2 separate regions of the Homo sapiens genome follow, and region 1 is linked to region 2. A link is a loop called in an ENCODE intact Hi-C map of the cell type or tissue named here. Cell type or tissue: body of pancreas. All regions are shown on one strand. Links, peaks and the distances in the headings refer to the core of each region. The heading gives the core; the rest is flanking DNA.

What was found. A loop is a pair of places that touch in the nucleus more often than their neighbours do. Peaks named below come from ENCODE experiments on the same cell type or tissue, not always from the same donor. Only the 100,000 strongest peaks of a DNase experiment are listed, where the experiment ranks them.
Region 1: a loop joins it to region 2, with 5 times the contacts of the local background. A loop is called at or near these places in 34 of 110 quality-filtered maps.

What each region holds. Positions count from the first base shown.
Region 1 is chr14:50,219,917-50,225,299 of GRCh38, forward strand. The region is part of intron 1 of SOS2 (SOS Ras/Rho guanine nucleotide exchange factor 2); the gene reads right to left. Among named protein-coding and RNA genes, the nearest start is that of SOS2, 9.0 kb to the right of the region's middle. In body of pancreas, for the core only: no CTCF peak of the experiment used is centred there; no DNase peak of the experiment used is centred there; H3K27ac peaks cover 729 bases.
Region 2 is chr14:50,301,212-50,306,594 of GRCh38, forward strand. L2HGDH (L-2-hydroxyglutarate dehydrogenase) reads right to left here. Exons shown (of 10, transcript NM_024884.3): 2 at 1,691-1,806; 3 at 806-957. Among named protein-coding and RNA genes, the nearest start is that of MIR4504, 4.0 kb to the left of the region's middle. In body of pancreas, for the core only: no CTCF peak of the experiment used is centred there; a DNase peak (open chromatin) is centred at 2,710.

The DNA.
Region 1 (5,383 bases), core at 203-5,202, 81 kb before region 2:
ATCACCACTCACTGTTAAGCCTCGAACTCCTGGGCTCAAGTGATCCTTCCACCTCAGCCTCCCTTGTGACTGGGACTACAGGTGGGCACTACCACACCAGCTCCCATTTCTTGTTTTCGGTCTCCTCCTCCTATTTCCCTACACCTGTATGCTTAGCATACAGGTAATCTAGTATGTCATTAAAAGAACAGACCCTGCATTGGGCCAGGCGCGGTGGCTCACGCCTGTAATCCCAGCACTTTGGGAGGCCGAAGCGGGCAGATCACGAGGTCAGGAGATCGAGACCATCCTGGCTAACATGGTGAAACCCCATCTCTACTAAAAATACAAAAAAAAAAACTTAGCTGGGCGTGGTGGCGGGCGCCTGTAGTCCCAGCTACTAGGGTGGCTGAGGAAGGAGAATGGCGTGAACCCGGGAGGCAGAGCTTGCAGTGAGCCAAGATAGCACCACTGCACTCCAGCCTGGGCGACAGAGCGAGACTCCATCTCAAAAAAAAAAAAAAAAAGAACAGACCCTGCATAAAGAAAGCACTCAGTAAATACTTGTTAAATAGATTCACAGCAGCAAACAGATCTCTTGGCCTCACTGAAATTATCTGGATACTGGAAAAAATTTTAAACTCCATAAAATTTGTTTTCATTTCACTGGAAATGTATCTGGAGACCTGGTTCTCATACAACATTATAAATGAAGGAATTCCCTCTCTTACGTTTCTCTATTCCTCCCACTGTCCATTAATAATTCTCAGAGTCCATGCTCTTAATTAGGTACTTTCAGCAGGCTTTCACAATGTAAGTTTATTTAAAATGCAGATAAGTACAGGCCAAGAAGCTATTTCTACTTAATATTAGGTGAGAGCTTACCATAATATAATCAAATATGTAAAAAAGATTAGCTGAAGCAAAAATTTTTGTCATCAAAGTTTTCTTTGAATGGCCTATGACCCAGAAGCACCTTCCCATAAAGGCAGGTCATTTGCTTGTAAACCCAAGACAGTACAGGCTAGAAAAATGGTTCCCAATTTGTTCCAGTGGCAGATCATTTGGAAATCAGTGTTCTTTGCAGAACGTGAAATTTTAAGACTCATATTCTATCACAGCAGGGACAATGCTAGTAATGACTTTAAAACTTAAAATCAAACTACAGGAACATGTTTCTAAGAAAAAAACCAAAAAGTATTAAAAGCCATTTTCCCTTTAAAACCTCCATGATCATTCGCTCATTTATTTTACAATCTTTCACTACTCACTAGCAAGTAAATTGCAGCAGACAACAAAGATTTTTTTTTCTAATTTATGGAAGAAAAATAAAATTGAAAAAATAATTGCTTTTTTTCCCCTGTGAACTGGGAAAAGATCGCTATTAAATTTGTTTCATTCACTTATGTTTAATAAATTCCCAGGCCAAACACCCACGTCTGTCAGGACACTTTCTAAACAGCCATATGTACTCTTTCCTAAAGAAGATCTGCCTGACAAGGTGCCTGCACACAGTGAGTAAAGCAGGGTCTCCTTTTATACCTGTTTTCACAGTTGCCCTCTCATTTTACTAAGAAAGGCAGATCTCTCACTTATCTTGAAATTCTCTATAGGATACATGTTGCTCTGAAGTGCAATAAATAAATCCTAGACACTAAACAAAGAGATAATTACAAATATTTTCATTTAAGTATCTTGCCTCTTCCATCCTCTAGCCTAGTGGAAAAATACATCCTCCTGAGGGGACAGGCCCATGAAAATAAAAAGAAAGCATCTTTAAGATTTTTAAAAAATTAGCCAAGTGTGGTGGCATGTGCCTGCAGTCCTAGCTACTCAGGAGGCTGAAATGGGAGGATCGCTTGAGCCTGGGAGGTTGAAGCTGCAGTGAGCCATGATCATGCCACTGTACTCCAGCCTGGGTGACAGAATGAGACTTTAATAATAATAATAATAATAATTCAGTTCAAAAGACAGGTTTTAAAGCTTTACGGTTGTAGGGAAAATCCTTTTAAATTCAATATGTAGACTTTTTTGTTGTTGTAAGGAGTATAAATAAAAAAGTGCGATTAAAGACTTAAATCTAAAAATATCATATTAGAATTATGCAGGGGAAATATAATGAAAAAAGTTCACAGAGAAAAAAAGGACAATGTAAAATTTCCAACTTTTAAAGACACACTTTTCATGTGTATTTTTAAAAAATGATGGTGGATATCAAATTATTTTGGTATTTAAATTCCATTCAGCACATTTAAAAGACTGATGCAACTGTTTTACCTTAAAACATCAGTATTTATAACACATATGAAATTACATCTACTGCAACTATTTAAATGTAAAATGAAAATTTCTAGATGTCAGCATAAAAATGTGCAAGTTTTTCAAAATTCTTTTGGGGATACACAGCAAAAAAAGTTAGAAAACTCCTAATTTAGGAGAAAGAATCAAGTAGATTCAGTGATGAATACATGTTAGCCTGGCATGAGAAAGAGGGGAAGAATGATGACTAGGTTTCTGGCTTGAGAACTGGATACATCATTTATATTGGAGATACAGGTTTATGGGAAAAAATACTGTGAACACTGATGTGGGACTGTCTGGGAAGCAGGAGGATGTAGCAGTTTTAGATAGGCTGTAAGAGAAAATCTCTCCAAGAAAATGATGTCTGACTATAAAGACCTAAAGGAGGTAAAAGGGCCAGCCACGTGATTATCTGAGGGAAGGGTGTTTCAGGTAGAAAATTCAGCAAGTACAAAAGTCCTAAGACTAAAACATGTCTACGTTATAGAAACAAGAAAGCCAGTATGGGGCAGAAGCAGAACAAACAAGGGACAATATTAAAGAGGTCAGAGAGGTAAAAGCGGGAGGTGGGGCAGCCCTAGACTGCAGAGGGCCTAGTAAACCTTTGGGAGGACTTTTTTGACTTTTATTCTGAGAAGCACTGAGAGGGTTTTGAACAAAGGAGTGAAATGATCTCACTTATCTCTTTGTGTTTGGGGAGAAAAAGAAACTAAATAGGACAAGAGCAGATGATCAGAGACCAGTTGAAAAGATATTTCAATATTCCAGGAGATTGGTGATGATGACTTGGTTCCAGGTGGTAAAAGTCAAAAAGTATAAAACGGTAACTAAATATATAGTTTGAGGTAGAGCTAAAAGGATGTGCTGACAAATTAGATGTGTGGTATAAAAAAAGACAATATTCAAGAATAACTTAAGATTTTTAGTTTGAGCAACCGGAAGGATGGAGTAGCCATTTATTGATATGTTAACCACTACAAAAGAAACAAGTTTGCAGGGGAAGAAAAGGATACAGTGTTGGTTGAGATGCCTCTGTGGAAATATCAAGTAAAAAGTTGGCCGGGTGTGGTGCTTCATGCCTGTAACTCAAACACTTTGGAGGCTGAGGCAGGAGGAATGCTTGGGCCCAGGAGTTGGAGACCAGTTTATGCAACACAGTAAGACCCTGTCTCTACAAAAAGTTTTTTAAAAATTGGGGCTGGGCGTGGTGGCTCATCCCTGTAATCCCAGTACTTTGGGAGGCCGGGGCGGGCAGGTGACGAGGTCAACAGATTGAGACCATCCTGGCCAACATGGTGAAACCCCGTCTCTACTAAAAATACAAAAAAATTACCTGGGCGTGGTGGCACACGCCTGTAGTCCCAGCTACTCGGGAGGCTGAGGCAGGAGAATCACTTGAACCTGAGAGGTGGAGGTTGCAGTGAGCCAAGATTGCACCACTACACCCCAGCCTGGCAAAAAAGCGAGACTCCATCTAAAACAAACAAACAAACAAAAAATTAGCTGGGTGTGGTGGCACACACCTGTAGTCCCAGCTATATGGGGGCGGCAGGGGGGTGAGGTGGGAGGATCATTGAGCCCAGGAGGTTAAGGCTATAGTGAGCTGTGATCTTGCCACTGCACTCCATCCTGGGTGACAGAGTGCGACCCTGTCTCAAAAAAAGAGTTGAACATTCATGTTTAAGAAAGAGGTCTGAGCCAGAAATGTAAATTTGGTAATTATCAGATTTAGATTATACGTGAAGCAATGAGGCAGGATGGCATCTCCAAAGGAGGATGTGTTAATAGAAATAGAAGTCTAAAAATTGGCCAGGCGCAGTGGCTCACGCCTGTAATCCCAACACTTGGGGGGCCGAGGCGGGCAGATCACAAGGTCAGGAGTTCAAGGCCAGCCTGGCCAACATGGTGAAACCCCATTTCTACTAAAAATATAAAAAAAAAAAAATTAACCAGACGTGGTGGTGCGCGCCTGTAATCCCAGCTACTCGGGAGGCTGAGACAGGAGAACTGGTTGAGCCTGGGAGGCAGAGGTTGCAGTGAGCCAAGATCGCACCACTGCACTCCAGCCTGGGTGACAGAGCAAGACTCCGTCTCAGGAAAAAAAAAAAATATATATATACACACACACACACACACACACACACACACACACACACACACACACACACATATATATAAATGGGCTCTGGGGAGGTCAGAAGGATGTGGTCACAGAAAGATGAGGAGGAATCAAGGGAAGGGAAACTAGAAGGAATATTCAGAGAAAAAAAATCCCTGAAAGCTTGATATTCTTCTGGAAGCCAAATGAAGAAAGGATTTCAAAAAAAGAAGAGATCAACTGTCAAATGCTGCTAATAGGTCAGTTAAGAAAGAACTATAATATACTTTGTATGTAAGAAGTAGTTTTTGGCAGGCAGGTGGCTCACTCCTGTAATCCCAGAACTTTGGGAGGCCAAGGCTGGAGGATCACTTGAGTCCAGGAATTTGAGACCAGCCAGAGGACATAGCAAGACCTTGTCTCCACAAAAAAAATAAGAAAATTAGCTGGGTGTAGTGGCACATGCCTGTAGTCCCAGCTACTCAGGAGGCTATAGTGGGAGGATCATTTGAGCCCAGGAGTTGGAGGCTGCAGTGAGCTATGATCATGCCACTGTACTCCAGCCTGCGTAGCAGAGCAAAACCCTGTCAAAAAAAAAAAAAAAGAGAGAGAGAGAGAAATAGTGTTTGAGTTTACAAAATGACCTAATGAGGAAGAAAACTGGAGTACAGAAAACTTTACTTAGAAGAGCTAATACTAGTCCTTATATCTAGATCTTGGTATTATTTTCATCTTGTTGCTTCACTTCTACATGTTAAAATGTGAATGTGTAATACTTTATCCATTTGAAAAAACTTTGTACTAGCATATATTCTTATGTAAAAGAAGAAAATAATTTTTTATGGACATGGGGTCTCGCTATGTTGGCCAGGTTGGTCTTGAACTCCTGGCCTCAAGCAATCCTCCCATCTCAGCCTCCCAAAGTACTAGGATTACAGGCATGAGCTACTGCACCTGGCCCATGGAAGAAAATAATTTTTGGTTGTTAATTTTTAACATGAGATA
Region 2 (5,383 bases), core at 217-5,216:
AATTACTGGTGGGAATGTAAAATAGCACAGAGCTTTGGAAAACAATTTGGCAGTTCCTCAAAATGTTAAACATGGAGTTACCCTGACAATCCAGCAATTCCCCTCCCAGGTATATAACCAATATAAATGAAAACATATGTTCACAAATAAACTTATACATGAATGTTCATAGCAGCATTATCCATAATAGCCAAAAGGTGGAAACAATCCATATGTCTATCAACTGATGAACAAATAAAATGTGGTATATCCATACAATGGAATATTGTTCAGCCATAAAAGACATGAAGTACTGATTCATGCTACAACAGGGATGAACTTTGACAACATTATGCTAAGTGAGAGAAGCCAGTCACAAAAGACTACATAGTATATGAATCTATTTATATGAAAAGTGCAGAACAGGCAAATCCACAAAGACAGAAAGTATACTAGTGGTTGCTAGGGCATCGGGGGAGGTAGAAATGGGAAGTGACTGCTAATGGGTATGGGGTGTCTTTTTGGGGTGATGAAAAAGCCTGAAATTAGATAGTGGTGATGATTGCTCAGCTCTATAAATATACTAAAAATTGATCTGTGCACTTTAAAAGGGCGAATTGTATGGTGCATAAATTATATGTCAATAAAACTTTTATTTAGAAAATTACATAACGTCACACCATCTTTTTTTAGTTATTCCCTAAGATTAGATTTGAAAAATTACATAGATACAAAGAAAAAAATACATTTTTAAAAAATGTAATATTAAACATCACTAAGCAAATGCTAGTTGGAAATTAGTCAAGGCTCTAATAAAATGCCATACCTTGCCACACTGCTTGTAGGAAATTCCCTTTTGCTGACAGTACTCATAGAGGAGGGCTGCACCTTGTACACATAATTTGGCTTTCAGAGACTCAGGTTTATAATAAATTCCACTATGTATGACACCACTGTTATGTCCAGTCTGGTGAACAGCTACAGAACAAGAGAAACAGGGTAAGAGTAAGTACATGATTCATACAAAACATAAGAGGTAAGAGAACAAACTTATAGTTGAAGCTATTAGAGACCACATCATGTAAAATTCTGCCTGAATTTGTTCAGATCACTGGTAACTTCTTCTAACATCCCTGGTATCCATGTCACATCCCTCCAGCCCATCTCTGATTTCAACTACAACTTTGGTGCACAAACTCACCTCTCATTACCAGCAAACCACTTCAGGGGCCCCCTAGGGCTCTTTGCACTCTGCCTTGGGGCCTCTGGTAACTTTTTTAGAGAAGGGCACGGGGTGCTCAACATCACTAGCGGCAATCCTCAACCAATAGAGAGAAGAGCCGATGGATAAAGTGAGCACAATCCTGGGAAATACTACATTGCTCCTCAGAGGCTCCGGTGGAATCAAGCTCACAGCCACAATCTTGATGTGTTCTCATGTCTTTTCCTCCTTCCCTGTCTTACTTTCCTCACCCCCTCACTCCTGTTTCCTGAGATAACCTCTCAAATAAATAACCTATAGACACGTCCTCCTTGTCCCACACTCGGCTTTAACCTCTCAAATAACCTATAGCCATGTCCTTGTCCCACACTCTGCTTTTAGAACACAAACTAAGAAACTAACACTGACATTCAGCATGAAAGATTCACAACAGACAAAATGAGCAGATGCCCAAGTAAGCCCAAAGAACAACATTGATTATATACATACCTAAATCTTTCTCCTTTTCCAGAACACCAATAGAAAGTGATGGATGTCGCAGGATGAGTGCTCTGGCAGAGGCAAGCCCCACAATTCCGCCACCAACGATGACTATATCAAATGAGCTTCAAAAGAAAGTCATCTTTAAAGTAATTCATATTTACAGTAGACCTCGCCAAACTTCACATGCATAATTTTCATCAATGGACAATTAAACCATTAATTTGTAATCATGAAAACGTATTCGGCGGCCGGTCGCAGTGGCTCACACCTGTAATCCCAGCACTTTGAGTGGCCGAGGGGGGCGGATCACGAGGTCAAGAGATCGAGACCATCCTGGCCAACATGGTGAAACCCCGTCTCTACTAAAAATACAAAAATTAGCTGGGCGTGGTGGCGCGTGCCTGTAGTCCCAGCTATTTGGGAGGCTGAGGCAGAAGAATCACTTGAACCTGGGAAGCAGAGGTTGCAGTGAGTGGAGATCACGCCACTGCACTCCAGCCTGGTGACAGAGCAAGGCGACAGAGCAATGTATTGGGCCCTGTGCTGTTTGGTTTCACATGTATTAAAAAAAAAAAACCCTTAAAAGTTATACTAATCAAGCCTGGGTGTGATGGCTCATGCCTGTAATCCCAGCACTTTGGGAGGCCAAGGTGGGTGGATCACTTGAGGTTAGGAGTTCAAGACCAGCCCGGCCAACATGGTAAAACCCCATCTTTACTAAAAATACAAAAATTAGCTGGGTGTGGTGGCAGGCACCTGTAATCCCAACTACTCGGGAGGCTAAGGCTGGAGAATCGCTTGAACCTGGGAGGCGGAGGTTGCAATGAGCCGAGGTCATGCCACTGCACTCCAGTCCAGCCTGGGAGACAGCGCCAGACCCTGTCTCAAAAAAAAAAAAAAAAAGTTAGACGCATTAAAAAAAAAAAAAAAAAACCTCAAAAGTTATACGCATCACTGGTCAGTAGTATAATCAACTACAGCTTACTGGCAGGCAGGATAGCTGGTTGCCCAATCTGCTCTTTATCTCCATAGCACGGCAGCCAGGCTGGTTACATAAGTGACTGCAGTCATGCGTTGCTTAACCATAGGGTTAGGTTCTAAGAAATGCATTGGTAGGCGATTTCCTTGTGCAAACAGCATAGAATGTACTTACACAAACCTAGATGATATAGCTTACTGTACACCTAGGCTATATGGGATAGCTTATTGCTCCTAGGCTACAAGCCTGTACAGCAGGTTACTATATTGAATACTGCAGGCAACTGTAACACAATGGTAAGTATCTGTGCATCTAAAAATGTGTACATATAAAAAAGGTACAGAAAAAATATGGTATTATAATCTTTGGTATCACCACTGTACATGCAGTCTGTGGTTGACCAAAATGTTGTTATGCGGTGCATGACTATACTTTGTGTTAAGCATAGTCATGATTCTACTACCCAGCCTTTCAAAATTCCAATGTAGTACTCTTGACAATGTGTTAACACATTAAAGCTTTAACACTTTAGTGTGCAAGAATTTTTACAAGTTTTTCTTTGAGAAGTAAACAACTCCGAGAAAATAAACCTTGGGGCAATAATTGGTCCAGAAATGGGCTTAGGAACCACAATCTTTGCCATGGCAAATCCTGATTATACAACCATTTACAAAATTAGGGCCGGGCGTGGTGGCTCACGCCTGTAATCCCAGAACTTTGGGAGGCCAAGGCGGGCAGATCACGAGGCCAGGAGGTTGAGACCATCCTGACTAACACGGTGAAACCCCATCTCTACTAAAAATACAAAAAATTAGCCAGGCGTGGTGGCGGGCACCTGTAGTCCCAGCTACTCGGGAGGCTGAGGCAGGAGAATGGCGTGAACCCAGGAGGCGGAGCTTGCAGTGAGCCAAGATTGCACCACTGCACTCCAGCCTGGGCGACAGAGCGAGACTCTGTCTCAAAAAAAAAATTTAGAACAACCATGTATAATTTATATAAATCTGCAATTCGAAGCTTAAAAGATTACCTTTAACACTGACCTGATAGCCAACAAATATGGATCTTATAGGAACTGTAGACAGAGGGAAATTTCAGAGATTAGGCCCTTTCTTCGAAAAGTGATCTAAGTTTCAATTTCAAAATCCTTAGCAAAGCACATCAATTTGATTAGAATTGCTACCACATCTTTGGCTGTATCTGGAACCAGAAACAGATCCTAGACAACTAGGAACTAACACGTAAGCTTGATAAATCAAATCCTGCATCTTAAATTAACTTGGGGGTCATAAGTGGATAAAGTTCCCTCTGTCAGAGCATAAGCCTTATACTTGAACAGGGAGAACCTCCAGGTGATGCTCAGCAGGTGGTTCTCCTGCAGCAGCTTTAGATTGGATAAAATGGTTGTCAAGGATGGTGAATGATGCCCACTTTTAAAAAGAGAGGGCATAAAAAGAGCAGCACAAGTAAAATGGGATTCTGGGTCCACTACATTAATACTAGTTATTGGCAAATGCCTACAGTGGTCAACTAAAAAATTACTAATGTGATCAGAATGTATTTGGAAGTCCAAGCCTTTAAGCAGGTTTTAAAAAAACATAAGTTCAGTGGATAAAAGGTAAAGCATTCACATTCCACTAGGTACTTACACTGATTTACAGATTGACCCTTTACACAACTTTCACAATAAACAGATGTTTTATGGATTCTAAAATAGCCTGGCTTTTAAGAATTCCAGAATAACTATTGTTAAGATAGGCTTTTTATTTTTCAAAACCTCTATAATCTTCCACTAAGGTAGGTGTTCAAAACACTTACAAATACTTAAGATATTTGTATGTGTATTACTTAATCATATTTTATATACAGTCATCCCTCAATATCCACAGGGGATTGGTTTCAGGACTCCCATGGATACCGAAATCCACGTATGTTCAAGTCTTGTATACGAAATGGCACAGTATTTGCATATAATCTACACACATCCTCCAATATACCTTAAGTCATCTCTGGATCACTTATACTACATAGTACCATGTAAATGCTATGTGAATAGTTGTTATACTGTATTTTAAATTGTGTTATTTTTTACTGTTTTTTCCAAATATTTTGATCCATAGTTGGTTGAATCTGCAGATGCAGAACCCACAAAAACGAGGACTGACTGTTTTGACTGACTTTTTTTTTTTTTTTTCGGTGAGATGGAGTCTGGCTCTGTCGCCAGGCTGGAGTGCAGTGGCATAATCTCGGCTCACTGCAACCTCCAGCTCCCGGATTCAAGCGATTCTTCCACCTCAGCCTCCCAAGTAGCTGGGACTACAGGTGCGCGCCACCATGCCCAGCTAATTTTTGTATTTTTAGTAGAGACGGGGTTTCACCATGTTGGCCAGGATGGTCTCAATCTCTTGACCTCGTGATCCGCCCACCTCAGCCTCCCAAAGTGCTGGGATTACAGGTGTGAACCACCGTGCCCAGCTGTATTTTTTTAATTTATCAAGTTGATATCTATATCAATTACATGGCAGTGTGTGTATAAGAGAGATATCTTTCATACTGTTTTTCTTTCTTACTTTCAAGTTCAACTATGATGCTATGTTTTGCCTTCAAGGCTCATTTTCTGTAAAAGGTAGCATAACCTTGGCCCTTACAGGGGTGGTCTTGACTTCCATAATAATGCTTCTCATCCTTGCTGCCTTTTGTTTTTTTTGGGGGGTTTTTTTGTT